Regions from separate parts of the Mus musculus genome. Here regions 2, 3, 4, 5 and 6 are each linked to region 1. The links are chromatin loops, found by intact Hi-C in ENCODE. Cell type or tissue: left cerebral cortex. All regions are shown on one strand. Links, peaks and the distances in the headings refer to the core of each region. The heading gives the core; the rest is flanking DNA.

What was found. A loop is a pair of places that touch in the nucleus more often than their neighbours do. Peaks named below come from ENCODE experiments on the same cell type or tissue, not always from the same donor. Only the 100,000 strongest peaks of a DNase experiment are listed, where the experiment ranks them.
Region 2: a loop joins it to region 1, with 7 times the contacts of the local background. A loop is called at or near these places in 2 of 42 quality-filtered maps.
Region 3: it touches region 1 in a loop (4-fold over the local background); 6 of 42 quality-filtered maps call a loop at or near these places.
Region 4: a loop joins it to region 1, with 4 times the contacts of the local background. A loop is called at or near these places in 10 of 42 quality-filtered maps.
Region 5: a loop joins it to region 1, with 2.3 times the contacts of the local background. A loop is called at or near these places in 10 of 42 quality-filtered maps.
Region 6: it touches region 1 in a loop (4-fold over the local background); 15 of 42 quality-filtered maps call a loop at or near these places.

Annotation. Positions count from the first base shown.
Region 1 is chr8:36,611,384-36,616,224 of GRCm38, forward strand. The region is part of intron 5 of Dlc1 (deleted in liver cancer 1); the gene reads right to left. Among named protein-coding and RNA genes, the nearest start is that of Trmt9b, 160 kb to the left of the region's middle. In left cerebral cortex, for the core only: CTCF peaks have their summits at 2,571 and 2,770; DNase peaks (open chromatin) are centred at 798, 1,192, 1,527, 1,992 and 1 more place; H3K4me3 peaks cover 2,881 bases; H3K27ac peaks cover 2,816 bases.
Region 2 is chr8:36,245,652-36,250,492 of GRCm38, forward strand. It overlaps Lonrf1 (LON peptidase N-terminal domain and ring finger 1), which reads right to left and starts at 3,708. Exons shown (of 12, transcript NM_001081150.2): 1 at 2,916-3,708. The coding sequence starts at 3,603. It overlaps Gm35712 (a long non-coding RNA gene), which reads left to right and starts at 2,255. Exons shown (of 4, transcript XR_870368.3): 1 at 2,255-2,408. In left cerebral cortex, for the core only: a CTCF peak has its summit at 2,327; DNase peaks (open chromatin) are centred at 596, 1,524, 2,107, 2,551 and 2 more places; H3K4me3 peaks cover 3,865 bases; H3K27ac peaks cover 3,548 bases.
Region 3 is chr8:36,730,124-36,734,964 of GRCm38, forward strand. All of the region lies in intron 5 of Dlc1 (deleted in liver cancer 1), which reads right to left. Among named protein-coding and RNA genes, the nearest start is that of Dlc1, 220 kb to the right of the region's middle. In left cerebral cortex, for the core only: CTCF peaks have their summits at 855 and 2,491; DNase peaks (open chromatin) are centred at 1,921 and 2,680; H3K4me3 peaks cover 1,468 bases; H3K27ac peaks cover 1,173 bases.
Region 4 is chr8:37,059,972-37,064,812 of GRCm38, forward strand. No RefSeq gene overlaps it. Among named protein-coding and RNA genes, the nearest start is that of G630064G18Rik, 38 kb to the left of the region's middle. In left cerebral cortex, for the core only: CTCF peaks have their summits at 2,550 (motif pointing left) and 4,022 (motif pointing left); DNase peaks (open chromatin) are centred at 2,526 and 4,022.
Region 5 is chr8:36,829,208-36,834,048 of GRCm38, forward strand. The region is part of intron 4 of Dlc1 (deleted in liver cancer 1); the gene reads right to left. Among named protein-coding and RNA genes, the nearest start is that of Dlc1, 120 kb to the right of the region's middle. In left cerebral cortex, for the core only: a CTCF peak has its summit at 2,851 (motif pointing right); DNase peaks (open chromatin) are centred at 2,876 and 4,015.
Region 6 is chr8:36,530,322-36,535,162 of GRCm38, forward strand. No RefSeq gene overlaps it. Among named protein-coding and RNA genes, the nearest start is that of Trmt9b, 75 kb to the left of the region's middle. In left cerebral cortex, for the core only: a CTCF peak has its summit at 2,386 (motif pointing right); a DNase peak (open chromatin) is centred at 2,428; H3K4me3 peaks cover 843 bases.

The DNA.
Region 1 (4,841 bases), core at 246-4,245:
TAAATAAAATAAATAAATAAATAAATAAATAGGGGAACTTAGAATACAAGTGACTGAGAGCAGCCTTCATCCACTCTAGGGCAAAGACCTAAGCTGGAGACCACATGTCTAGATTGCAGGCTCTATGACTTGGGGAAAAGTCAGCGCCTTATTCCTGGGCTTTTGGTGTCATTTGGCTCAGAAGAAAGTAAAGGCAATTTGTCAAAAGCAAACTCTGAGGGAAAAAGAAGAAAACCCAGCTTGAGAGAAAGTCTGTCTGCCTTGCTTCGCTTGAAACTCTCTGAACAGTAGTACTAATGAAAAAATTATGCACCCAGGCTAGGGCTTTGCTGCAAGTCTGGCACGCCTCAATAAAAGTGAACACAGGCGATCTCCAACATTTTCTCAGGAAATGTCTTGAAATAACTTCTGACGGCACATCTGCTAACCATTTGACACTCAGTCCTTCCTCAGGACTTTGGCTCTTCTGTTAGGGGGGCTGCTGCCTCGCAGGGCACCCCTCTGACCATCTGCTGCAATCTGCTTGCCAAGATGGCACCGGGTAGTCCATTAATTCCACCCTTATGGTCAGCAAATTATCCCGCAGAGGACTAGCCTGCAGTCCAGATGGAAGCAGAATTAGTCAACCTCTTAGAGCCGCTGATAGGTTTACATTTTGAGGGGCTGCAGTCCACTGGGCTATTATTTCCCCTCATCCCTTCAGAAAACAGATTTCTGCAGGGTTAAAAAAAAATGTAACTTGAGACTGGGCATTCTGCCTTCTCCAGAGCCTGATTTTTTTTTCCCCTACTCAAATGCGTCACATATGCCACCCCCACGAATCTTTTGGTAATGGATGGCCCGTGCCTAGGCTGCATTCCTCCGAATCACCAAGCCACAGCTTGAAACCACCTCTCGCCTCTAGAGAATGAGCCCATTGGTGACCACATTGGGTGTAAAAAGCCTCATTGAAAGCAAAACCGGATGGGGAGATATATTTTTCTTCCCCCTCTACTGCGCTGATTAATGACTTAGGCAGGGTTTCTCTTTTAGTTATTGGCATAATTTGCGAACAGAGTGAACTTCAGTATCCGTCACCCGCTAGGTACTTTACCTATTTGATGCTCACAACTTCCACTTGTGTCAAAAGTTACTACTCAGGGTTGGGGACAGCACAGTGAGGATGTGCCACTTCCCCAGGGTCGCGCATCAAGAGGGATGCTGGTCCCGAGTTCATTTCCCCAACCTCAGTCCTCGCACCAGAGGCCATGCGCTGAAATGACTCGCAGAGACAGAAAACCACACCAACAGGGTGGGCTATTGCTCTAGAAGCAACCCTTAAGAAGGATCAAAGGCTCTCAGCTACTGACGTTGGAGGAGGGGACAGGGGCGCAGGGTGGGGAATTAGTCCAAGACGCCGTCGCCGCTCAAAAAAAAAAAAAAAAAAAAAAAAAGCCACAGGCCTGGAGTCTTGCTTCCTTCCTTTCCCCAGCCCACGGACTCTTTCTCCCTCGCCAAGGGCGTGGGCATCTGGTGGGGTTTTTCAGGAACCGCGTCCAACCACACAGCGGGAAAGCGCTGGGTTCCTAGCTGGAACCCCACGTGCAACGGGGGTTGTGGGTAGCTAAGGAGCAACCCCTACTTAGCCCGCCCAGGCTCAGAGATCCCCGGCGTTTAAAAAAAAAAAAAAAAACAGGCGAACGCAACAAAAGAACAGAGCTCTTAAATAGTGCTAAGGAAACATTTTTTCCCGAAGTACAGCTTAAAGTCTACACAGCCCCTTAAATAATGCACTCTTAGGGAGAAGACAAAGCTGATTTGAGACTTGTAGGGTGGCAAGAAGAGATGGAACAGTCTCCAAAAGAAGTCCAAAAGGGGTTGCTCGCCCCTCGGGGCCCGAGGCCAGAAGGAATAGTATGAGTCTAAGTCACCCGGACGCCAGTCCCCAGTCCCCAGGCAATACATGGTCAAGGGACATGACCCGGTGTTAAACTCTCCAACAAACCCTGACCCAAGCTGCTTAAGCACACACGTTCTACTAACGAAAGCCTGGGGCTCCTCCTCTGCAAGCGTGTCAAAACACACAATCACAACACGGACTTGGCAGGGCAGCGTGACAAGTCCTCCTCACCCGGATCCCCTCAGCAGTTGACCCCAGCCAGACTAGTCCAACAACAAGGCACAAGTCCATCTTACGTGTTAGGATCATGGTGTCCGGCTCGTCTCTACACATTAAGGTCGGCGCAGGGCGGCGGGAGCGCACTGGGAACGTCGAGGCTGCCAGAAGTAATCGGGATCCCACGTCGGGACCCACGGTGGCAGCCGGGACGCGAGCCTCTCGCGGTCGTCAGCACATCCTGGTTCGCAGCTTCCTTACGCTTCGCCCCAGCTCGGGCAAAATCGTGGGTTTTAGATTGCCACCGCGAAGGGAGCGCTCTCAGGGAGCGGGGCACGGAGCTGGGGAGCCGTGGCTCCAACAGCGAGGACGCACAGCCATGGCTCAGGCTGGAGCGCACCGCCCTCCACCCAAACGCTGAAGTGCTCTGCTCTCTGCGCGCCCTAGGGGCCGCGCCTTCCTACTGAGCCCGCCCCCGGGGGCGGGATTCACGTTGCGGCCTCGGGCTGTGCTCTGACTCCACCCACCGCACACCAGGCCCCGCCCAAAGCTCGCCCAGGTCCCGCCCCACGCCTCCTTCCCCCTTTCCTGGAATGTTTTCCCAGGGTCTGCACTTTTGCGGCGGCGGGAAGCGCCTAAAAGTCGCCAACTACTGGCCTCTGGGGTAAAGGCAAAAGCTTGGAGGCTTTAGCTGAGTGCAGAGATCCGGGCCTCGTGCTCAATTTCCCCTCTGCCTTTTCTTGCGTGGTTTTGTGTACGCGCAGCCTCTCATTCCAGTTGGCATCACAAAAAAACTTGCGCGGAGTGCGGAGGTTAAAGATAGATCGCTTGGTCAGAAAATAGGGAAAAGAAGTATCGGGACTTTGGGGGCACCCATTTCTTGCTAAAGCCTGCAAGAGTAAAGAGTTTGTGAGGATTAAACACAGCTGTGGAAGCTTTCCCCAGCACGTGGGGAGAGTCAGTATACCGCGTGCGCAGCTCTATCCAGTATATTTCTAACTGGTATTTGTACTATGGTCACAGCTCTTAGAATTGCTCACGAACTGGCCCTAGCCTGCAGGTTTATGATCTCAGATGCTGATCATTTTTTTTTTCCCACAGGCTCAAATGATTCTCCGGCAGCTTAGTTGCCGGCTCCTTATGTCATCAGAAGCCCCATTTTTGAAACTTGGGACAGAATATAATCAGTGGAAGGTGTTTAAAAGTCCACATCAATTTTCATAAAAATTTACCTTGGAGTAAGTTGGTGCTTTTTGTGTGTGTTACTTTAACTGATGGAAACGCATTCATTCAGCACCGAGAGTGTTTACTATGGGCAAAATGGTTTCTCCTCTGGAGCATACAACAGCCAGCAAAAGGGACCCATAGCCCTGTCCTGGAGTTGGCTTCTTCCCAGGGAAGCTTTTGCAATAAGCAAAAGAAATAGGTGGAAAACATGTAGTCTGTTGAGAGACTACAACAGGCAACAGGAGAATTGGGGCTGAGTTTATTCTTACGTCAGGCTAAACACAAATAGAAAAGTAGATTCCCTTAGATTTGAAAATGGATTGATTTCATAGTCATGTGCTAGCTTACAGACAAGCCTCTCCCCTCTTACAACAATGGTACCCCAACTTACCACACTGGAATTCCTTAGTTTGGAGGGTACATTCAGCCTCATTGAGGCAGATCGGTGTTGCCAGGGTATTTACCTGCAGGCAAATGCTGGAGACCCAAAGGCAGTGCAGGGTGCATGTGGCCCCTGCCTGCCAGGAGACTACAGACTGGGAAGCAAGGGGGTGAATGGAAATGAGGGACTGTTGAGGGCCCAGGAAGTGAAGACCTTGATAGCCCAAGAAGATGAAGTTGCCGCCTGAAGTGTGGATGCTGGAGGAACTGTGGACTCATCCACAATTAGCATCCCCACCTGGTACTCACATCTCTGAATGCACTAGGGCCTCATTCTAAGTCGCATATAATTTGCATATAGCTTATGCACACTCTCCCAGATACTTTTTAAATAATTATTATCGTATTGATAACTCTTAGAGTATGAAATACATTGTAAGCACTATGTAGATTTGTCTATGTTCAGTATAGACACATTTATTTTTCCTCCTAATACTTTCTCTTTGCATGATTAGGCATAGAATTTAGGATAGAGCTAGTCATATGCCCTTCCACTGAGCTACACCCCTATCCCCAGCACCTACTTTCAATTTAAAAATTATTATTATTACTATTACTACTGCTGCTATTATTGTTATTGTTGTTGTTGTGTGTGATGTGCATACAGACACACACACATGCTACGGTGTGTGTGGAGGTCTGAGGCCAATTTTATGTTTATTCTCTCCACTTTTACATGAATTTGAAGGATCAAATTCAAGTCATCAGGCCTGCCTGGTGTCTCGGTTTGTATCGCTGTTGCTGTGATAGAAACACAAAACCAACTAAGGGGAAGAAAGTGTTATTTCACCTTGCAGCTTACAGTCCATCAAGAAAGGAAATACAGGCAGGAACACAGAAGCAGGAACTAAAGTGGAGGCCATGGACGAATGGTGTGTCCTTGCTTGCCCATGGCTTGCTCAGCCTGCCTTATTACATAGTCCAAAGATACCTGCCCGGTAGTGGCACTGCCCACAGTGGTTTGGGCCCTCCTGTATCAATCACCAGTCAAAAGAATGCACACAGGCTAGCCAATCGGATGGAGGTGGTTTCTCGGATGACTGTAGCTTGTGTTGCGTTGACAAGTGCCTTTACCTAC
Region 2 (4,841 bases), core at 400-4,399, 370 kb before region 1:
TAATACGTACAAACCTAATAATAAAAAGACAAAGTCTGGGCTGGTGAGATGGACAAAGGCATTTGCTGCCAAGCCATTCTTCCCAGGTCTGACATGGAAAGCTCTCTCTCATTCCCACAGTGTCCTCTGACTTCCATATGCACACCACAGCATGTATGTATGCATGAGCAAAACGGTAAATAAATGAAAAACATAAAAAACTAAAAAAAAAAAACCTTCCTTAAACAATTTAAATAAAAAATTGTACACAAACACACACACACACACACCACAAGCGCGCACGCACATACACTTTGACTTTTTTTTTTAAAGCCAGTTCAAATCGTCAACCACACCGTTCTGTCTTCATGTGGAGAGTGGAGAACACAGGAGAGAGGGGTCAGTGTAAAAAATCCAGAATAAAAAGACTCCATCCACTCCACAGTGGGATCCGTTCAAAAGACTCCAGTATAAAGACTCCATGCAGAAAAGACTTTTACATAAGCTCCTTGAATACTAAGAAGAAAGTTATGAAACATCTGAGAGTTAATACCAAAAGATCAATGGATTAAATGTTATCTAAATATATTCCAGTGCAACAGACCCTTATGTAATCGCAATGGGAATTCTGACGTTGGCAAGGGTTCCTGGGCTTTCTTTTTCTGCCGACAAGTTTAAGTTTGGTTGTGTGGGGGCCAACTGCAGACTAGATTTTTTTTTTCTAATAATATTTGTTTCATTCTAAGAAACATGAAAAAAATACAGCAAGGGCTTTTTTTTTTCATTACCAAAAAGGACGGTGTCATTAATAACTAGAGTTGAGCAGTGATACAAATGCCTTTCAAATGCTTCCATAGATAATAACTCACCAACTCCAAAAGAAAAAAAAAAAACCAAACCAAACCAAACCAAACCAAACCAACAAACAAAACTTAACCTTAACAAGCGGACAAACAGATTTCTGAGAGTGACTGCGTTGCTTGTTCGGAAGGTTAGGGATACAGAGCAGAACATTACATGTGCCAGGCAAGCACGCTACCCCGGAGCTATCCGCCTACTCTTATTAATGCCCATAAATTATGAACCACATACAATTGCCCTCTACCAACTCAAATATGTTTGGCTCTATAACTATTCTCCTTTTATCTCACACAAAGAATTCAAGGGAAAAATATTATCACTTTAGTATCGCTGAGATACACAATCAGGTGTAGAATTACTGGTTTTTGACAAGCCTACAAATAAGAAAAATAAAAACCTAATAACATAATAAAGTGAAAGGCAAGAAGAGACTTGCATCCAAGTCCTGAAAAGGGGGTGGTTCCACAGCTTGTAAGCAAATCTCACGTTTGGTCTGTGAAGCTTGGAAACAAAAGAATTCATCATTCCCAGCTTTTTCTGTTCAAGATGATATCCCGGTAGACCCTAGAATCTCAATACTGGGCACAGAAGGTTGGAAAGTGGAGGGTCTAAGCTGTCCAGACAAGCCACCACCCAAGTGACTGTTGGTAAGTCACCCGTCCAGTCTCTGCTTCCTCATTAAGGTCTGACCGCAGCCTGATACTGGATGACTGGTCAGTTGGCTCCAGCTCCCCCACTCAACTTTATTCACCCAGATATCCAGAGTCACCCCCAGCAGAACTGTGGACTCCAAAGTGTTCTGGGTTTGTCATCTTAGTTTATTACTGCTTGCTCATGAAGCTTCTGGGAGACAATGAAAACATGCCAGAAAGATATTCCTGAAGCTACTGTCACTTGCTCAGGATGACTAAAAGAGTCAAGATAATAATTTCAGTTACAAGATTATAACTTATCTAATACTTAAATCAGTTAAAAATTCCCAATGTCAATGATTTCATATAAGTAATTTCTCGTGGTAGGCAGCAGACATAAAGCATGGCCAACATCAGGTGACCAACTATGTATGATAAAGTTGACATTTGGGCCTGATCAGTCTTTCACATAGGCGGCTGTGAGCCTAGGAATGTTTAGTGACATCCTTGGAAGGGCCACCAGATGTCTGTACTGACAGGACTCCTAAAAGAGGTGGCCATTCGAAGATGTCTCTACGTGCTTTTCTAGATAAGGTCCCCTCCCCAGTCAGTAGAGAACAACCACATTCCAGGATCTAAAGAGGAACTCTCGGGTTTACTAAGTTTACATGGCCCTCTTCCCCCTACCCCCCAGCTTAAAAACCAACTTAAGCTCTAAGCAGGAGACGGGACCAAGCTGCTGTTTCTTGGATATGAAAATATAAACAAAAGACCTACAAAGCTTCCCCTCACAGGTCTACTGTGAGCAAGGCAAACTCCTCACACAGGCTACTTCTCTACCAACACCAGGGGTACAAGGGAGCAGCACAGAGGGCGGAGGAAGCAGGATATGAGACAGGCAGGTGGAGGAGGTTCCAGGAGCAAGAGATCCTGCAGGTAAGAAGAGGTGACCACCTCGGGGGCAGCCGGCCACCAACTCGGAGTTGGGCCGTCGCTGGGCCTCCCGATGCCGGTGCCCGCGCCGGGCTCCCGCCACGCCCACTGAACGTCACCCGTTACACAACGCCCCCCCACCCAGCTTATGCAATTCTGCCCTCCCGCGGCTTCTAATTGCCCCGGTGACTTTAGTGCACGACCAAGGTAGACACGGTATCCCCCGAGCTCCCGCCAAGCCCGGGGATGCTCGCCCCCACCCCGGCTGGGGCTCCCGGCCAGAGTACTGAGGGAAGCCTGCGGCCCCCACCCACCCCGCGCCCAAGCTCCGCGGCCCCAGGTCCCCGCTGGGCGCGCGCACGAGGGAACCTCGCATCCGCGCCCCTCCCCGCGCCGCGTCACTTGCAGCTCCCAGGCGATCCCCACCGTGACCGAAGCACCCCGGGGCGCCGCCCCCTCCCACACTCGTGATCCCCGCTCGCCCGGCCCCACACCGCAGCCCCGCATCACCTGCTCGCAGGGCGTCGCAGGCGGCGGCCAGGGCCTCCCGGTAGCGCCCTTCGTGCAGCAGTTCCCCGAGGCGGCCGGCCGCCCGCGCGCGCTCGCGCTGGCCCGGGAACCACTTCTCCGCCAGGTGGTTGAGCACGACGCTGGTTCGGAAGTCGGCGATGGCGGCGGCCAGGGGCGGCGGCCGCGGGGTCCCCTCCGAGGCGGCGGCGGCGGGTGGCAGGCGGTCCCGGCACAGGCGGCAGCGGGCGCGCAGCTCCCTCCGTAGGCAACGGCGGCAGTAGCTGTGGCCGCACGGCACGGTCACCGGCTCGCTTAGGAAGCCCCGGCAGCTCAGGCAGCTGAGCAGCCCGGCCGCGCCCGCCGCGGGTGCCGCGCTCCAGCGCAGCCCGTGGCGGAGCCGGTAGCTGAACACCAGGCAGTCCACTAGCGACCCGAGGCGCTCGGGCCTGGCCGGGGCCCCGCGGCGCAGCGCAGCCGCGAACGCCTCCAGCGCTCCCTTCAGGTGGCCGCCCAGCGCCAGCAGCTCTCCGCGGCGGAGCAGAAGCTCCCAGCGCCCCGACTCCGCGCCCGCGCGCTCCAACCGCTCGCCGCCGCCGCCCACTTCCCACGGCCCGTTCCGGCTCCGCGGTCCGCCGGACGCCTCCCGATTCCCGCCCGGGGACGCCCTCGCCACGGCCGGAGAAGACATGGCCCGCACAGGGCTGCTCTGCCGCCGCCGCCCGCCGCCACGGTCCGGGAACCTCCGGGGCGCGCGGCTCCGCACGCGGCCGGCGAGCAGGGGGGCGTGGCGCGCGGACATGGCGGGGCGGCGCGCGCCCGGGGAGCCCCTGGGGGCGGGGCCTACAGAGGAGGGGCGAGGCTTAGCGAGGCGGAGCGGGGCGGGCCTTGGCTTCTGCGCCCGGCCTCCCGACATGCGGCCGGCCTCCTAGTTCACCAGAGCTGGCCGGCTGGTCCCGCCCTTTCTGAGCCCCTCCTGGAGAGGGACGTGAGATCAGATGATCCCCAGCGGGGATCTAATTGGCTTCTCTGACGAGGAGGGCTTGGCTCGTGACTGAACAAAGCCCGAAGTCTCCTGGGCGGCCTTCGAGCTGACACCTCTTGTAACCGAGGTCCATCCCCAGGCCTATAACTTGGGCGCTGTGCAGTTCGTATGTGCACCAGCAGTGCTGTGACCCCAAACCTGCAGCACCTGAGTAGGTACTCCGACTCCTCCTGGCCATAGAAAGGAAACTTTGGGTGGGTCTAGATGCCCTGGGTTACGGCCGGCCAGAACAGGCAAAGGGATTGTGAATGCACGGTGTGATTACTTTGAGACTTAAAACTGAAATCTGCCAACTTTATACACACACACATTCCACGTCCAGAGACCACTTCCTTTGGTTAGTGCTGACTTGTGATAAAGTTTATTAAGAGTTCAAACGAAGAAATGAACTGTCCAAAAGAAGCCCGATACTTTGTGAGTGACCTTTAAATTTTAATTTAAAAAGTGCAATACACCAACCCCCCCCATTAAACTATTAAATAAACAAAGCACACCTTAGAGAGTGAAAGTCTCCAGGTTCCTCAGATGGGCTCCACAACCTTCATACACACGAACCCACAGTTGCTTAAAGGTTTTTAAATGAGAATATAGAAGAAAAACATTTTCCCTGTGGCAGAAACCAGATCACTACAATGCAAGCATTCCGCAGCTTTGTCGACTGAAGACAGTTTGGCTCGTATGTAATGGATTCTAGTTCCTTTAAATGTGACAGCATCCAGTTTAATATTCTCAATGGAAATATTTATAGGTTTGATTACAGAGTACTGGGTGGAAAATGTAGGAAGAGATTTAAGGCTTTTGGTTCTTTTTCAAATACTTGGTAACAGGAAAGGAAATATATTTGTCTGAAATCATACAGTCAGTATTACAAAGAGATTTTAAGA
Region 3 (4,841 bases), core at 485-4,484, 120 kb after region 1:
TGAGCAGAAGTACTTTCCACCGATGCTTCCAACTCCCTTACCTGTCACCTCATTTGTCGCACAGTGAAGAGGGAGGTGGGGGATCTTCTACCGCCTTGCCCTCCATTCTGCAAGGGAAGGCCAAGCAGGGGTGTCATATAATAACAATTTTCTTCGCTGTTCAGAAAATGACTCTCCGTGAACTCCAAACAGCTGGGCTTTAGTGTTTTGGTCAGTGGGAGGGTTAAGTGGAGAGTTGCTGGAAGGGATGAGTGGCAGTGAGCACGCTTGAGGTTTGGATGTGCAACAGACCCGTCTCTAGTTTACAAATACTGACAGTGTCAGCCATGAGCCAACGACCAGGGAGGACACACAGTGTCCAGGTCCCTAGTCATCAGCGTCAGTTGAAGCGCAGGTTCATTTTCTTTGCCCACATTCTCCACTATATAAACAACCCAGCATGCCTACACTTCTCTCGGAGCCAAGTAACGTGAAGAATTCCTTCAGAGCGACTGGAGTAGCAAAATCCTATTTGCTACCAGAGATGACAGAATGCTTAGTTTTTTGGTTTTGGTTTTTTTTTGTTGTTGTTGTTGTTTTTTGTTTTTTTCATCACACATCAAAAGTAATGATTGTTTTCCAGGTGGTTTGCGTTACTGACTTTATATTGGCTCCTGCATTTGGACTCTACAAATAAGACTGTTAATACATAACAAAAAAAAAAAAAAAGAAAAGAAAAGAAAAAGAAAAAGAAAAAGAAAAAGAAAAAAGGAAAAGAAAAAGAAAAAGAAAAAGAAAGAAATGTGAAGGAAACAGAACTTTCAAGCCATAATATTCTCATATTCATTTGTCCCCCTAGCTGTCAAACTCAACATTTCGTGAAAATCAAAGAGGAAATCCTGGAAAATGGTAATGTTTCAAGTAACCTCTCATTCAAGCTAAAACACCAATACGTAGTCCAAATGTTGTTGTATTAATAATAAAAAATGTTATGATCATGAAGGAATGGTTTTTTTTCTTTCTTTTATTAAGTCAGTCAGTTCTAGCTGGGCATCTTATACTTGTATATCTTATATCGTTGGCCTCCTTTCGTCAACTGGAACCTCTGATTGGATAATTTATAAAGTTTGGCTGCTTTACTTAAGGCATTGCACTTTGTTTTCAAGCAGTAATAACACTGTAAAAATTTAAAAGTAACTCGTTTTCTGTACCCTGTGTTATTAATTAAGTATCGTTATATTAATTAACAATTTAATATTGTTCAACTTCTCCTTGTCATGGGCAATTTTACTTAGATTAACAGAGAAAAAAAAACCATTGATTTAGGATATGACTACTCCCACTTCTAACCTCAGCATTAGGGAGCTGAGGGGGAGCCAGGTCTGGGATATACTGTGAGACCTTGCCTCAAAGATAATATACGAATCACATTCATTCCAACACAGCCTACCAAGGTAGGGAACTTTCGTGTTTATCTTCACAATCTGCCTTATCACATTCACACACCTTAAATTCCCATTCTTCAAGTTCTTGAGACAATTATTTGGTCTCAAGTGATCTTTTGTCAGGAACGTCGCCCAGAAACCTGGATCAACCTTTGGAGGCATGTCTAAGACAGATAACAAATATAACAACAACAACAACAACAACAACAACAACAACAACAACAGCGATGTCAAGAAAAACATACTCTTTGGCCCATCCACGTGGATGGCATAGTAAAGCCCACTAAGGGTACAAAGAAGGAGAGAAGGCTAATTGCAATACCTCTCTCGTCCCGGTCACTCCCCATCCCAGTTAGATGCTATCTGCTGTCAGTTTCTGAATATTCCTCCTCTCCAGAATCAGGCAGAGAACTCCTTTTTTTTTGCTGGAGTCCTTCCACCAGAGCGCTGCCATTGGGTGCCTGTCACGGGAGCCCTAGAACAGCTGAATTGCACCGAGGTACGGAGGTTTTAGTGCAGTTCCAACAGCTGCTTCAGGCACACCTGGTACCTTCTTGGAACTCTGAGCTTCCGCTGGAGGAAACACCAGCTGACTGACGTTGGGCCGGATTCCCACTGACCCACACACCCTGCCAGGCCCTGGCCTGCACCAGTCAGGTCAGGCCACCTCAGGCCAGATCTGCTCAGAAGATGACCCTAGATAGACTATGCTGCAGGCTCCTGCCTGCAGTTCGTCATCTCCACCGCTGACACCCCAAAGGACCTTGCTTTTTTTCTCAAGGTTAAAGAAAACAAAACAAAAGTAAAAAAAAAAAAACAAAACAAACCAAAACCCGAAAAAAACCCTAATTGGAAATAATCAAACTAATAACAATAATAAGAGGAAATAAAATAAAAAGGATCCCCAACCCCCAAACATTGAGGATCAGAGATTGCTATATTCCAGCTGATGAGCCTGTTAATTTCGAGAGTTAATGACAATCTGCGCGTTTAACAGCTGGCTTTCTGGTTAATTTCTGGCTGTCTCCCATGCCCCTCACCTGCTAGCCGTCTCTCTCTGGTGTTTTTCCAGATAGCATCCAGCGCCCTGGCGGTGGAGTCTCTGATGTGGTCGCTGAAGGACCTCCGCAGCGGGCCTCTCAGGGGCCGAGCCATCACGTGGCCCTCGGGGTCCCCCATCCACCCTCGAGCGACTTCGGGCGGATCCCCAGGACCCTCGTTCTTCCCGGGCGCTCAGGACGCAGGCATTGCGGCTGGCGCTGCGGCCTCGGGACGCGGCTGCAGGCGGCCTCTTGGCCCGTAGCCCAGCGCGCGCCGCGGCCACATCTGGAAAGGCTTAGGGCCAGTGGCTCCCGCGCCCGCTATCGGGATGCGCCCGGTGTAACCCAATCACCTCACTTGCTACGCGGCGCCGCGCGAAGATGCGAGCCCAGCTACTCCTTCCCGGAGATGGAGCAGAGAGCTGAGCAGGTAGCGCTGTCCCCAGGTTTCTTTCCATCTGCTCAGCATTTGATCTTCTTGACCCCAGATCAAGAGACCAACGCTCATGGCTGCTCTGTTTTTTAAACGGGAGCTTGAGTTTTTAAAATAAAATAGTTACCAGCTCCCACTATTTCCTCTCTATGCAGCTCCTTTACAGTCAGTGGTTTATTCTGATAAACCCAGGCTTCACCTCGAAATTAGATTCCCAAATGCCCAGGTTTGCGAGTCTATCTTCCGAGTAAGCAAGCTGATTATTTGTTATATCCCAAACACTCACCTCAAAAGATTTTTTAAAAAAGTACCAGGCAGTTCCTGTACACTTTTGGGAATGAAATGTGAGCCAATTGCTTCTTTTACAAGACATGTTGTTGTGTTTCTAAAACGCCCAACATCCACATCTATGCCCACGGATTTGGCAGGTTTTCTGACTTCTAATATCTCCTTTCTCACTGTCCCTGAGATTCCACATCATAACTTTCAAGGGTTGGAGGGAAGCCTAGTACTGGCATGAGACAGTATCGGAGGGGCCAGCCAGTTCACAACCTTTGCGTGGAAGAGATGATGCCGCAAAAGCAGCGAGCAAAATGCTAATTGTTACCGTGATTGTTTGAAGTCAAGAAGGCAATTTGCAACCCATGCTGACCTCCTGCAGCTCTATGTTTCTGAAGTACAGATCTGGCTTTCCATATATCTTTGACAACGTAATCATCGAAGAGACTATGCAAACAGTGAGACTGCTCAGAAGTCGCAATGAACAGTCGTAACTACAGCTTTTAAATAACCCATATGTCCCGAGATTTACTCTTCCCAACTTGTCAATGTTCGCAAGGCTCCTACATTGGACTCTTTCGAGTGCTATAACAAAATACTTGAGGCTGCATAGTTACACAGAAGTTTATTTAGCTTATGATTTTGAAGGACATTTGCAAGTGGCCCTATTAGCTCAGCCTCTCTTGAGGGTCTAATGGGAGGGGCCATCATTGCAGTAAAATGTGAATGGGGGTGGGTGGGGGTGGAGAAGGAAAAGAACTTTGTGCCAAACAGGAAGGGAGAGCGTGATTCAGGGTCAAGTTCACTCTTAGAACAATTCACTCTTGACAGGACTCATTTTGGATCCCCTGTGAGCTAATTCAATCCAAGATCAGCCCCTCAGAGACCTCAGACTGCCCACTAGACCCAAGCTCTTCTGCATCCTCCCACTTAACTGGGGCTTAAGCCCCCAACATGTATTCATCCTTGGGGGGGGGCAACTTCAAATGATTTCTCAACCGCAGCTTCTTACATGCGAAGTGTTTTCTTCTCCATTCCTGGTCCTGTAGCTTTTCACTGAACTAGGCATGAGTTAGTGGGCACTGATACAGTTGAGAGGATACTATCTGCTAAATAACAGATCTCTGTGCTCAGTGAGTGTGAGTCCTTGGGCTTAGTTGCCAGCACTGCAAAGAAGAGAACCAAAACAAGCAAAGAACCCTCCCCCCAAACCCATAGAAAGTGTCCACCTCCTTACTAGCTGGTTCTGTTTTAAAACAAGTCACTTTACTCCTGGAGCTATCACCATCCTGGACTTCGAGATGTACTTACAGAGCTGTAGTAGTAGAACCAACATGCTATTGGCACAAAAGCAGGCACATTGATCAATGGAAGAGAATTGAAGACCTATACATAGCCCTAAGTACTTACATGCACCTGATTTTAGGAAAAGAAGGAAAAAATACACACATTGGAGAAAATAGAAAGCAACATCTTCAATAAATAGTGCTGGTCAAACTGGATTGCTTCAGTTAGAGGAATGAAAATAGATCCATATCTATCACCCTCTACAGAACTCAAATTCAAATGGATCAAGAACCTTCTCAACATAAGATCAGGGACCCTGACTCTGATGGAAGAGGAAGTAAGGTATAGGCTTGACTTTATTGGCACAAGAAAGGACTT
Region 4 (4,841 bases), core at 363-4,362, 450 kb after region 1:
AGATAAAAAGTACATTAAATAAATACACCATAACAACACTATTGACTTTGATATACATCCAAAATGGCCTGTCAGTTTTGCCAATAACTCCGCAAGTTCACTATTAGCCACAAGATCAAAATATCTCTAACCTATTCTGCCACATACACACTACATTTGCAAGCTGTCTTTCTTTTTAAAATTCATTGAGACTGATAACACCACACAGTGAAACTAACCAGTTTAGAGTTTTGAAAGCCAAGACTATTGTCTGTTTTCTAATTATTCAATGATAGTGGTTTTTGTCTACTCCAATGTGATTTTAAGTAGTTGTAAAGGCATGTCTTTCTTCTGAAAGATGCTCTTCATCAAAATATCCTGTAGCTATCCTGGGGAATTTGTTTACCATGCCATTGTGTAGCTGTACCAAGGAGAGGTGAGGAAGACAGGATGTGTGCATAGATGATAACACACACAAGCTAGCTTCGAGAAGGTGAGTGCAGGACAGGCATTGAGATGTTCATCTAATGTCCGATTGTGCTGGTTATTTCATTTTTTATTTAAAGTCAACTCAAACTAGAGTCATTTGAGCAGCTGGACCCTTGATTGAGAAGCTGACCTCATCAAGTTGTGATGTAGGGTAGACTACAAGGCATTTTCTTGATTAATGATTAGTGTGGGAAGACTCAGCCCACTGTGGACAGCACCATCCCTGGGCAAGTGTTCCTAGAGGTATAAGAGGGGTAGCTAGCTGAATGAGATCCTGGGAATCAAGCCAGAAAGCAGCATTCCTTCATGGTCTCCTGCTTTCAGGTTCTAGTTATGAATTCTTCCTATAGCTTCCTTCTGTGATGGGGGGGGGGAATCTGAGAGTTGTAAGTGGAAATAAAACATTTTCTCCCAAAGTTGGTTTTGGTCAGGGTTTTATTAACTGTAATAGAAAGCAAAGTAACACAGCATCTAACGTTTCTTTTCTATTGTCTTCAAAACTTCTTCCTCCCTCCCCATCATTTTGAGGATAACTTAGCTTTGAGGATTCTTTAGGATAATTTAGATTTCTTCCCTCATTTTCTGGCTTGGTTCTCAGGACTCTGGTTCCCAGTAGCCTACTTGCTCCATCTGCTTTCTTCCTTAAGTTCTCAATACTCGGCTCTTATTTCCCCATCATAGCAAAGATATTCTTTAAGACCCATTGTTAAAAAGAATAGGATACTGGAAGAAAATCTGTGCTTGTCCAAGTCTTTGCACAAAGGTCATCAGATGAATTGGAATACTTTATCTCCATCTCCCTGCCAAGTTCAGAAACAGAGATTTAACTTGGACTTAGTAGTTTACTCTATAAAGGCCTTCCATCAACCCATTCATCAATAGGATATTCATCTCTTCAGCTCCTATGTTGTACCGGACATATTCCATGTAGTATTGATGGAGATTCTAACAGCAGAGCCTTCTCAACGCTCTTACTATCTCGTTACTAATACGAGCTTTATATTTTCCCATCTTAATGATTCTCTCCTGTTGTCCTTGACTGTTTTCTCTCCAGTTAATCTCTTCTTTGCACATAGTGGGTCAGCATTGGGAAGTGCTACTTTGTTAAGTAGGACAGGTCTTCTTGAAATCAGGAAGGGCATCTTTCCACAGATAGGAGGGAAACTAACACGACTTTTAAAGGTAAACGGCACTGCTGGTCTAAATCCCCACTGTAAGCATTCAGACAAATTCTCTGAAGCAACCCGGGGTGCTGTCAAATGCCTGGGATCTTCAGAACTTCACATTTCAGCAGCCTTTCCCACGCTCTTACAAATATTGATCATGGCCTGGTTTGCTTGATCAGAACCGTTTTTTTGACCAGTAAGAGAATGCCCATCTCAGTTATCAACAACTCTACACTTCCTACTTCCTACTGTTTGAGGACCTTGGCAAGTTTGGGGGACATAAGCCAGACTTCTACCCTCAAGTCCACACCCCCCCTAGTTGTTCACTAGTCAAGATTTACCACTTGCTCTGTGCCAAGGAAGAAGGCCATTGGGACAAAGGACCTTTGGTCTCTAATCTGCATGAAAGCCTTTTAAGGTGAATGAATACGGAGTAGGGAAATCTTTCTACACCTACAGGGAAAATTGTCAGTAAAATAGAAGTTCTCTTTCATCTCTAACCTTCATCCTTCACCTGAAAAGTAGGACTGGATACAGAGGGGCTCTGTGGGATGAATTCAGAACGCAGCTGGGAAGGCCCGAAGCAATGCCTCAGTGAGCGTGCCTAGCACCCAGCTGGGAGTGGAGAGAGCAGTGTGCAGGGGCAGGAACGTGAGGGAACAGCTCTCAGGAATGTCTTAGGTGGGAGGGCATTTTCTTTTACCTGGTAGTTTAGGAAGAGGAACCTGTCACATCGCACATGATTTTCAGTGAAAGAAAGGGAGGAAGAGAAGCAACCTTTCCAGCTTTCTCAGGACTCAGAAGAAAAAGACATACCTCCTGCACACCATTAGTGATGGGCACATGACTCCATCCTCCTTCAGGATGGTTGAACCAAAGCCTCAGAGCAACAGCGCCACCTTCTGGACGGAAATGCACACACTTAGAGAACAGTTCCTCCATTTGAGACTGAAGAAAATGTGCACCCTGACAGGGATCTCAATGCCATTGGGAAGTAATTTCAGTGTTTTCAGTGTGGTCTGAAGATTATTCCCTTATAAGCAACTCTTTGAAATTTTTTGAAACCACAGGATTTTGAATGTTTATTCTTAAGCCTTCAGATAGTATAAGGGCCATGGTTTATAAACATGCTCTAGTTTGGAAATTATTAAGCAACATAACTGAGCAACTCAGCCCATCACTTATTGTTTACATCATGTTTATGTGTGTGAAACAAACACGGAATAATACAATGACGTCATGCTTCAGCTTAAAACCGAGCTGCTTTAACGGAGAGTCATAATGCCCTACATGGTTCTGCTTTTGCCCATTTCCACCTTTCCTCCCTCCGTTTTCCCAGCATTACATAGTCACACAGTGAAGACCTTGGTTTGTTTTGTCCTTGTACAAGTTATTTTCTTTGATTAGAGCAAGGCTGTCTTTCTTTGGTAAGAAGCCCTTTTTGTTTGTTTACTTTTGGGGGATACTAGAGATAGACCCGGAGATTCAGACATTTTAGATGAGTACTCAACCCCCACATCACATCCCCAGTGCAAGCAGCCTTCATTCTCTCTCTCTCTCTCTCTCTCTCTCTCTCTCTCTCTCTCTCTCTCTCTCTCTCTCTCTCTCTCTCTCTCTCTCTCTTTCTCTCTCTCTCTCTGTGTGTATTAAAAGAGATGGACATTGTCTGATTTTCCTCAGGTTAGACATTGCCCTCTATTCTGTTCACTGTCATTTCTTAAGCACTTCGAATATGGCAGGTACTTAACTAAATGTAATACTAATTCTTGGTAATACCCTAAATATGATATAAAATTCTCTTAATATGATGATCTGAAGAAATGATTTTTGTTTAAAATGCTTTACATAAATGGTTATGCAAACATATTTTAACAGAATAAATACAAGTCAGCGTGAAATTGAGATGTATTTCCAACGCATTAGCATGTAAGAATGTGTATTTATGAGAGTGTGTATTTATGTATTTATTTTTTAAAGTGTTTTGGGGTCAGTGTTTACATTTGTTACACGATTTCATAATCACAGCAACTCCATGCAGCATGTCCAATGATCTTTTTCTAGACAGTTATTTAATTTCACTTCACTTTGGCAGTAAATTTAAAGAACTTGGATACTCACATGTGACATCAGACGCCATTCCAACTTAGATGCCCCCTTAAGTGGAGTGCAGCTTCATATACCGTGAGGATCTTAGAAAAGACTCTAGACACGAGAAATGTCTCCACGAGGACTCCATTAAAATTTATGTGAACATGAACAAGTATCCTATCACTGCACTGACTAGTGCAGTTGTTACTGACATGAATTAAGATTTCAGTAGCCAGCTTGTCTAACACACTTCAGAAGATACTAGAGCCTTCTCAGCGGCTTGGCCTATGAAACAGCGCCATCTCGTGGTCAACTTTATACTAGCTGGTCATAATCGAAATGCCTTTAACCCTTGCAAAATTTTGAAAATTGTAGACATATAAAACACAGTAACATAGTGCTAAATAAATAGACAGCCACGAGCTGGGTTGTAAGGACCCCCTGATCACGGGAATTCTACTATTGTGTATCAGTATTATTAAATGTCTAGCAGGGTAGAGGGGTGTTGAACCAGCTCACGTTTAGGTTGATGTTGCTCTGAAAATGTTGGATTCCAAGTTGTGTTGCTGGCGAAGGGGTTGAGTGAGAAAGAGAATGTCAATTGAGACAGAAGGAACTGAGCAGAGAATGCGACATGCTCTTCATATGGAATGGAACTGAGACCCCAATGACAAGGTGATTTTCCCCGTTTATTAAAGTAGCTTAGAGTTGTTCCAATTCAAGGAGTTAGTGACGAGTGGTTCCCAGGCTCTGACAGAAATACACACTGGCAGTTACCCAGAGTGTCTTTTCTCTTCTTATGGATAATTTGTAGTTATTTAATCATTAGTCTTGATTTCAAGCTCCTCTGAAAAATATTCTGGTTTGCTATGTAGAGACCAGGGGATTATTTTGTGTCTTTCATGTCTCACTGCATGAGCAGAAGATGGGTGGGGAGGGGGAGAGAGGGAGAGAGAGAGAGGGGGATGGAGAGAGGGGGAGGAGGAGGGAGAGGGGGAGGAGAGAGGGGGAGGGGAGGAGGGGGAAAAGGAGAGGGGTAGGGGAAGGGGAAGGGGAGGGAGAGGGAGAGGGAGAGGGAGAGGGAGAGGGAGAGGGAGAGGGAGAGAGCGCTGCTACAAC
Region 5 (4,841 bases), core at 429-4,428, 220 kb after region 1:
AAAGCAGTCAATTCACCAGAAGGATTTTCATGTCTTACTCTCAAGGAACACATTGACTATGTAGATTGAGGCAGAAAAATGTCTTATTATCCTAGAAAGCTCACTATATCTTGTTCGGAGAGTTACTTCCACAAACTCACCAGACATTTGTAAATCTCTTTAAAAAGGTTAACAACAACAACAACAACAACAACAACAAAAAACCTTTAAAACTGACTTAGTTAAATCCTAAGTGAGAGAACACATAGCCTTATACACTGCAGTCGTAAATAAAACATACCTATTTTTAGAAAATGCTAGGAATGATTTATAAATTCATGGTGCTTTGTTTTATGAAAGCGGCATGCATTCTAGATTTCTGTTATTTTTCAAAAGTTAATCTAAGTGCAGCACTATAATAAAATAGAATTAAATAGAGAAAGTGTGAAGAAAAGACAAAGTATGTGGACATATAAAGTGTCACTTTCTGCATGAGCAGGTATATATAGAAACCTGAGAGCTGTATGTTTTTATGTTGAAGTTAGCCCTGTGCAATTTGACTCTGGAAATGCACGGTCGGTGGTTTTGTAGCTTTTTGTGGGCTTTGTATCAGAGTAGAGGACTCAACCTTCTGACAGAGCTTGGCAAAGGTCAGGCTGAGTGAGTCCATTCGAAATTTCTCAAATCTTCTATCAAAACTGGAAGTGCTCTCCTCCTCACCACCCCAATCATCGTCACACACGATGAGCATTAAATAGTCATTTATGCACTCTGTGCCGGGTCCCCTCGTCCAACTCAAAGAAAGCAAAGTGCCTGCAGCATTTTATGGAGTAAATAATTCATCAGAGGATTGGATAACAAAGGGAGGAAAACAGGAGGAAAACTTAGCGGACATCAGCAGCAAAGTATCTTGGAGGGAATAATGATATTCTGCTTGTCAGTGTCTGAAAAACGTTTAAACTACTGCTTTTATTCCTGCCCCAAGACAAAGCACTTAAAGACGGAGGCTTGTCTACAGTCTTGTCATCTTCCAACGGAAAAAGAGTGAGCTCTGCCTTTTACTGTGCATTACAGACCATTTTGCATTAGGCTGAACATTCCTCAACACGCTGGTGATCATTCACTTGTTTTCTTCAATCATAGGGAAAGAGTGGGATACTGCAGGTGAACGGGGCCAAATTCCTAGGATTTGCCACAGACAAGCGTCTTCCTTCCTGTATTTGTTTAAGCCTGTACTTCCTGGAGTACTGGCTCAGCAATGTGTGGAAGCAGGGCTGATGTCTGGAATCAGGGACAGGGTGAAGGCACACCCCTTCCTCGAATCCAGTGCTTCTCAGCCATCCCGGTGCTGTGACCTTTAATACCGTTCCTTATGTTGTGGTGACACTCAACCAAAAAAAAATCATCGTTGTTGCTACTTTATAATAGTAATATTGCTACGGTTATGAATTATAATGTAAATATCTGTGTTTTCAGATGGTCTTGGGTGACCCCCATGAAAGGCTCAGCAACCTTTGATGGGTTGAGAAACACTGCTCTAATCTCTGCCCAGGACTCTTTTCATCAGCTAGTCTTTGAATACTGAGAAAGAAATGGTTAGTGTAGAACACGTGAGATCAGAGTTAGCAATGGTAAGTAATTGAGAATGCAGACACATATGTGGAGCTAGGCAAGAGCTGTTTAATGGATTCACAACTATCAATGTGAGGATGGGGACACCCATTTATTCCATTTTTGATCTTCCTTTAAGATTATGCCACACGGCATCCTTTCGAAGCATTGGATAAGTAACATCCTGCTTGCATCTGTGTAAGTCATGCATGATGAAGCAGGCTCTTTCCAGTCAAGAGTCGATCCTAAAATAGTAAAAGGATCAATCTGGTGAAGGGAACTCTCATTGTGCAAAGCCTTTTCACCTGTTCAATCTTGATGACTGGCCACTTAGCAAGAAGTGTATGTATTAGCAGAATATACATGTTATGGAATAAAGAAGAAAAAAACCCACTGGAAACCATCGGGGGCAAAAGTAGCCGAGGAGCTACACAGAGGTTTCCCACATCTGCACCATGACTTGCTAGTTTTTGGTGTCTTTGAACTAAAGTATTTTTGCTGGGGTAAGTTAGGACAGAAGGATACATCACAGAGTTCCATGACTTGACCAAAAACATCTACTAATTTGCACCTACAGTTTCAAGTCTGGGACAGCATTTTGTTTCTATTTGATATTTTTGTGCCTTTGTGCAGAAACCTGGAGCATTATAAGATGTCTATTGTGCCCCATAAATGAATGACTTGGAATCACACATGAGGGAGGGAGCAATGAATAATCACAAGTCTACATAGCAAATCCAGCCACTGAAAGATGTACACTGTTTACAAAAAGTCTTCCAAAAATGTATAATATGAACAGTTATATGGGCAGATGAAATTTGCCAGACACAAAATATCTATCCACTTCATTGAAAGGAGGACATTTATGTGGTAAGCAGTTTTGTGAAGCACTGAGTCTTCTGAGAGGCCCAACTTTAAAAACAAAGTATGTAAAAATAATAACAAGCGAATATTACATGAGTTCATTATATTTTTCTATGAAATCAGAAGCCCATGAAACAAAAATCACATATTCCTGGAGGTCTTGTCTGTCTGTCCCTTGGTTCGCATTTTTTGTGTAACCCGCACTGTGTGTCATGACGTGTCATGGAATGTTCTCTGTGAAGTTTGTGTCTTACAGTTCTGAGGACTTGCTTCAGTCTGCCCAGGCTTGGCACATCAGAGTGGCAAACTCAACTGGGTCACTCCTAAAGACAAATTCTTAGTAGTTTGGAGAAAGCAAATTTGCCTGACACTGTGACCTTCTGCTATGCATGAAGTGATATAATTTGACCAGAAGATGGCAGCATTTGGAAAGGAAAAAAAATAAACAGGCAACCCATGGGAAGGGATTAAATGTATTAGAATTTCCACAAAAACAGGAATGAAGGGCAGCAACATTATTGTGAACTGTAAGACGCTTAGTTGTACAAAACACAATTTTAACAAGAAGTCAAGAAGGTTCGTTGGTAGGAAGTAGATGCACATACATCTTACAAATATCATTTTCCTGGTTTCGGGACATTTAAGAGCTATGTATTATTCTTAAAGCTATTCTAAGAGCAGCCATCTGATTTTTTGCATTTGTTTTATTTACAACAATACTGAATGTCTCTCACCATCCTGAGAGGGTAACAGAACACTCTTTTATGTGCCTGGGTTTTATAACTTTAATTTAATGTAAAAAAATGCACGGGGTAGCCGATAGGGCTAGTCTTTGCAATACTTCTTCCAAGCATACAGTGGATGGAATTACCCATAGTTCACTGTAAGTTTGTTTCCTCTGTGAAATGCAGAAACAAACTAGGAAAATAATGAAAAAAAATCACAGGCACTGAGGGGAGCAGTAATGAAAAACTGAAATAGTTTTAAGTTGTATGCTTCATGGTTTTAAATACACGCAGTCAAGATTTTCTGACTTCAAGACAATACTTGTTTCATTTATGATCTGTCTGTCTGTCTGTCTGTCTGTCTATTCATTCATTCACTTTACATCCCAATCACAGCAATTACCTTCTGCCAGCCCCCTCCTCACAAGCCCCTCCTCGTATCCCCCCTGCCTTTCACCTCTGCAAAGCAGGGAGGTCCCTCTAATGGAACCCACCTACTCTGTCACCTCAAGTCACCATAGGGCTAAATATATCTCAAAACAATATTTTAATGACAAATACTAGTAAGTATTCTGTAAGAGAATATTATAGTCAATATTCTATTATTTCAACAAGTTTTAGAGAAATGTCCTTTGCTCTAGAGTTTGAACGTACACAGTATCCATGAGGCTGCTGCCAGTGCTGCTGCTGCTAAGACTCTGTCATCTTTACCCATCTGAGCCAGCCTGACCTAATTCTCTCGCCTGCTGCTGACTTGGCCATTAGAGAGTCAGTAAGATACTTAGCATCTGGAGAGCTCCCTGCCACTTCCAGATCTGCACCCAAACTGAACCTGCCGTGAGATACCTTCCTCATCTCTGTGCATGAGATCGCCTGACCAGGATGAAAGGGACTTCACGAGCTCTCCTTAGAGCTGACAGAAATCAGACCCAACAACAGACAGGCAAGCTGGGTGTGCTAATGCACACCTCCAAGGCCAGCTTTTGGGAAGGCGAAACAGGAGACTTTACAAGTTGAAGACCAGCCTGGGGTACATTCTGGGCTGCGGTGCAAGGCTTGCTTAGCATGTGTAAGGCCTTGGGTTTGATCCCTAGTATTGCCCTTCTGTCAGTCTAGGCAAACTGATGAACAATCGGAGTTATTATTCCTGGAGCAATACTATGATCTATTTTAAACCAGCCGTCATACGTTTGTTTTATTGTATCCACATTTGGTATGTGTAACAGGGTCATGTGTAAGTCATTGCACAAACGGCGTTGAAATATTTTGACAGGTCACCTGATAAGTATGTGTTTGGACACTATTTTTAAAGAAACTTCTTTCATATTTTCTCCCTTTTCTGCAATTATAAATCACCATACATCTTTGGGATGTCTGCATTTATTTCTACTTCTGGTTATATACAGTTTTAGGAAGGCCAAAAAGACAGCACCATAACCTTGAGGTTTTAATACCCCTCCCAAGTGTCCATTGATGATAGCATTCCGGGTGCTCATATCACGCTTCAGGATAGATCTGTGTAAAATTAAAATTGTGTCCAAACCTGAAGATGAAAGGTTTAATATGGAAGTGAATTGTAGAGTGGATTAAATCATAGAATTTGAAAACATAGGTAGAGGGAATGAACCCCCCTCAAGGATATAATAGGATCCAAGAATCAGC
Region 6 (4,841 bases), core at 565-4,564, 81 kb before region 1:
TCTATGGGTACCAAGGAGGCATACGATGCTCATACATATGGCATATAGTCAACGCATTCAGCAACGCATTCAGGTTTTCTGCTACCCAGCACTAAGATTTGTAATGCACTGGCCATCACACATGGCTTTTAATGCCTAGGCTACCACATATGGCTTTTAATGCATGCACCACCACACACGGCTTTTAATGTGGCCTCTGGAGAATTGAACTCAGGTCTTTATCTTTGTGTGGTAGGCGATTTATTGATAAAGCTATCAGTCCAGACCAAAAATGTAGTTGTAGTAGTAGCAATAGAAATAATAATAATAATAATAATAATAATAATAATAATAAATAACAACAACTTTCCTAATACTTTCCAGCAGCTTTCTGAGCACATGACAGACAGACAGACAGACAGACAGACAGACAGACAGATATGCCCCCTCCTGCAGCTTGAATCCCTTCCACTTTGGTTTGTAAAATGTGATCAACTACAAAGGCCCCCTACACTGTACATGGTGTTCTGATTAATCCAACACCATTAGCCTATGCCAACTTTGTTTTCTGTTATCTTCTTTTCCAAATTGTAAACACGAAGGGGAGAGTAAATTATCATAGTATTCATCTCATGGAGTTTTATGAGCCTAAAGGTTTTAAAATATTAAATAAAAAGTTAAATATGAGCCGGGCGTGGTGGCGCACGCCTTTAATCCCAGCACTCTGGAGGCAGAGGCAGGTGGATTTCTGAGTTCGAGGCCAGCCTGGTCTACAAAGTGAGTGCCAGGACAGCCAGGGCTACACAGAGAAACCCTGTCTCGAAAAAACCAAAAAAAAAAAAAAGTTAAATATGGCCAAATTATAAAGCCCTATCAAAAACATCCCAATGCCCAGTAAGCGACAACAACCCTGTGTGTTTACACCAGGACACAGTGACCTCTTGGAAAACGGAAAGTCACACATAGCTGAAAAGTGTACTGTTGGTATCATAAATCATACTGGGGCTGGCAGAAGGTTTTATAAAGATTGAGAAGGTTTCTTGGAAATATTTACACCTAAGAAACAGAAAAAGCAAACAGAAAAATTGAGGCTGATCAGAAAGTAAACAACCACCATGTTCTTACACAGGAGCGTAATTACCAACAGCATCCTATACTAAGAACACAAAAATCACCCTGAAAAATTAGAAACAGAACAGAACCCCGGTGGAGCGACAGGAACAGCAATCTACCCACAAAGCTTTTGACCCAAGGATAAGTCCTGTCTACAAGAAATGCAGGGGCTGGGGATGGAGCAGAGGCTGAGGGAATGGCCAACCGACAACCAGCCCAGCTTGAGACCCACCCCATAGATAAGCACCAATCCGAGCTAGAGAAATGGCTCAGCGGTTAAGAACACACTGACTACTGCTCTTCCAAAGGTTCTAGGTTCAAATCCCAGCAACCACATGATGGCTCACAACCATCTGTAATGAGATCTGATGCCCTCTTCTGGAGTGTCAGCTCCAGTGTACTAAGATAAGCACCAATCCCTGACACTATTAATGATACTCTGTTATGCTTGTAGACAGGATTCTAATATAAGTGTCCTCTGAGAGGCTCCACCCACCAACTGACTCACGCAGATGCAGACACCAGCAATGGATGGAACTTGGGGACTCTCATGGAAGAATAGGAAGAAGGATTGCAAGCCCCTAAGGGGATGGAAACTTCACAGGAAGACCAACAGAGTCAACTAACCTGGACCCTTAGGCCTCTCAGAGACTGAACTACCAACCAAAGGACATACACGGGCTGGACCTAGGCCTCCCTGCACATATATAGCAGATGTACAGCTGTGGGTCTTTATGTGGGTCCCGAACAACTGGAGTGGGGACTATCCCAAAGCTGTTGCAAGTACCTGGGATACGTTCTCCTAGCCAGACTGCCTTGTCTGGCCCCAGTGGAAGTGAAGCGCCTAGTCTCGAAGAGACTTGAAGTGCCAGAGTAGGGGAATATCTAGGCAGGCCCCCACCAGCTCAGAGAAGATTGGGGGGTGGGGGGCGGAGGGTTGGGAGGGGGTGTGACCAAGAGGAGGGCAGTGAGCGGGATGTAAAGTGACTAAGTAAAAAGTAAATTTTAAAAAACATGAAGAAAAAGAAAGAAAGAAAGAAAAATTAGAATCCAAATATGACTCTGATCTAAAACACAACACTGAGAAATCTTTGCTTTTCGTGGAGAATCCGGAGATTCTGTAGGTCACAAAACATCGTTGGGGTTTGTAATAAATAAATAAATCTCGACACTCCTAGAGATTAGGAGAGCTAAGTTCAAGGCTTCCCCAGATGTTGGCCTGTTTCAGCCAGCAAAATTTCAAATACCTGTTAATCAGGAAAGCTTTAGCTTTCCATTGAGTCGCTAGATGGCGCTAAACCCGCTTGCGGAGAACCCCCAGGAAGCCGTCAGGGTGGGACAATCAAAGGCTGTCAAACAAGTTTCCTATTTGGTTCTATTTTAAATGTTCCTACTCGGATAAAGACACAGATGAATTAAAAATGCCACGGGTGCACACTTAAACCTAATTGAATGTAATAAGAACAGAACAGAGCTGGATAAGTGACAGGCAGCCCAGCGACTCTGGTCAACCTTTGTCAGGACGAAACCCAATCTCCAAACTCTAGAAGCTCCAGGGACAAAACAGGAAGCAAACACATTGTGGCCTTTCTTGGCAGATAAAGCCCTGACATTTGTAATATTTGTGTAGCGACAATGGGGCCTGGGTAATAAAGGCTCGCGGAGGAGACGGTCTCCAAGCACGGAAATGCAAGAGGATAATAGAGAATTAACTAAAGGGAATACAAAGGCTAAGAACACATGGACTCGCACGGTGTCAGATCATACGGGAGGGAACCGAGGATTTCAGAACAGCAAACCCAGGGGAGCAGAAAGTGAACCTTTGAGCAGAAGCCAGAGAATCTGAGCCGGGAGGAGACTCAGACAGAAACAGACCTGAGCCTGAAGATGAACTACCTTGCCCAAATCCACTCGGGTAATTAGTGGCAGCCACGTGAGGAACCCTCGCTGCGGCTAACTGGTGTCTTTTTTTTTTTTTTTTCCATTAGGCGCGCGTGTCTAGCTGAAAACCTTTCGCAGAGACTCATGAAATGCATGCAGAAGCCGCCCCTTGCCTCCTCTCTCCTCTGCACACACGTGTCCGTGTGCACACACATCCACCATCATAACAATACAGGAAATTGAAGGAAGCCGTTGGAAACCTCGGCGGTGCCTGGTCACTGCTGCCCCAGATAACATATCAAAGGGCAGCCTGGAACCGAGCCCTGCCGCGGGCCTTCACAGAGGAAGCCTGACTCCAGCTGTTGGCCCCTATTTAACACATCTGCCCCATATTCACAAAGAATGCCAGGATACAACCACAAAGGAGTAAAAAGGCTAACCAGTGATCTTTTCCTAAGGAAGAGGACCGAATCCAAGAAGTTTAAAGGGAGGCCTGTTGACCGTGCAGGAAATTTGGTAACTGTGACATCACTGTCTTAGCCAGCCCAGGGAAACAGCCTTTTATGGCAGTCGTTTGAATTAACTCCGCTCAGAGCCCCATTCAATATCGACTGCTCTTAATATTTTGAATTATCATCTAATACATTTTGAAGGGACCTCTCCTAGTAGCTACCCCTACATAATAAGCCTTGGGATAGGACAAGGTGGTGTGGCCTGTTTTGAGTTTCTTACATGAAAATGGAGTGGGTTAGCTATTGCCTCACAGAATATCTCCTTTTCAGTGAGGAAATTAAGAGTCTGTGGTTTATGGCATAGGGGACCCATAAACTAGCTGTTCTCAGCCTGTGGGTCACATATTATATATCCTGTATATCAGATATCTATATTAACATTCATAGCAATAGCAAAATTATGGTTATGGAGTAGCAATAAAAATAATTTTAAGGTTGGGGTCACCACAACATGAGGGACTGTATTAAAAGGGTCACAGCATTAGGAAAGCAAAGGATCATTTCTGTAAGTAAGCCTTAAGCTATTCCCACCCCAATCCCCCCACCCCCACTCCCCTATCCCCCATTTAATGTTCACTTTGTCTCAATGGCAGGGGCTTGGTCTCAAGAGAAGAAGAAAAAAAGAACCTGGTGCCTCATTTGCATTCAGGTCTTTTGAGACACACATACATTACCATCTCAGAACCCACTGTATTCTTAAAAGGTGAAAATTACAAACCAGGCCTAGAGACCCAGCCAGCCCTTGAGGGGACGAGACAGGAGGCTCGAGAGTTCAAGTTGTCTTCTGCTACGTGGAAAGTTCAAAGTCAGCTAGGTCACTTGAGACCTTGTTTCTTTAAACAAAGACAACAAAAATATCTAGACATTTCACAGACATTTCTAAGGTAGATTATTAATAAAGCAGTCCATTGCCTTTTATGGGGAAAGATACATTCCATTCCAAGACCCTAAAGAGTGCTTAAAACTTCAGATAAGGCCGGGCGTGGTGGCGCGCGCCTTTAATCCCAGCACTCGGGAGGCAGAGGCAGGCGGATTTCTGAGTTCGAGGCCAGCCTGGTCTACAAAGTGAGGTCCAGGACAGCCAGGGCTATACAGAGAAACCCTGTCTCGAAAAACCAAAAAAAAAAAAAAAACTTCAGATAATACAATTTTGTGCATTTTTAAATTTTTATTTATTTGTTTATTTATTTTAGTTTTGCAAAACAGAATTTGTTTAACCTGGCTATCTGAAACTTACTCTATAGACCAGACTGGCTTTGAACTCAGAGATCTGCCGGCCTTTGGAGTACTGGGATGGATAAAGGTGTGCGCCACCACAGCCCGACCCTTTTGTTTTTCCTAAGCATACACTTTTGA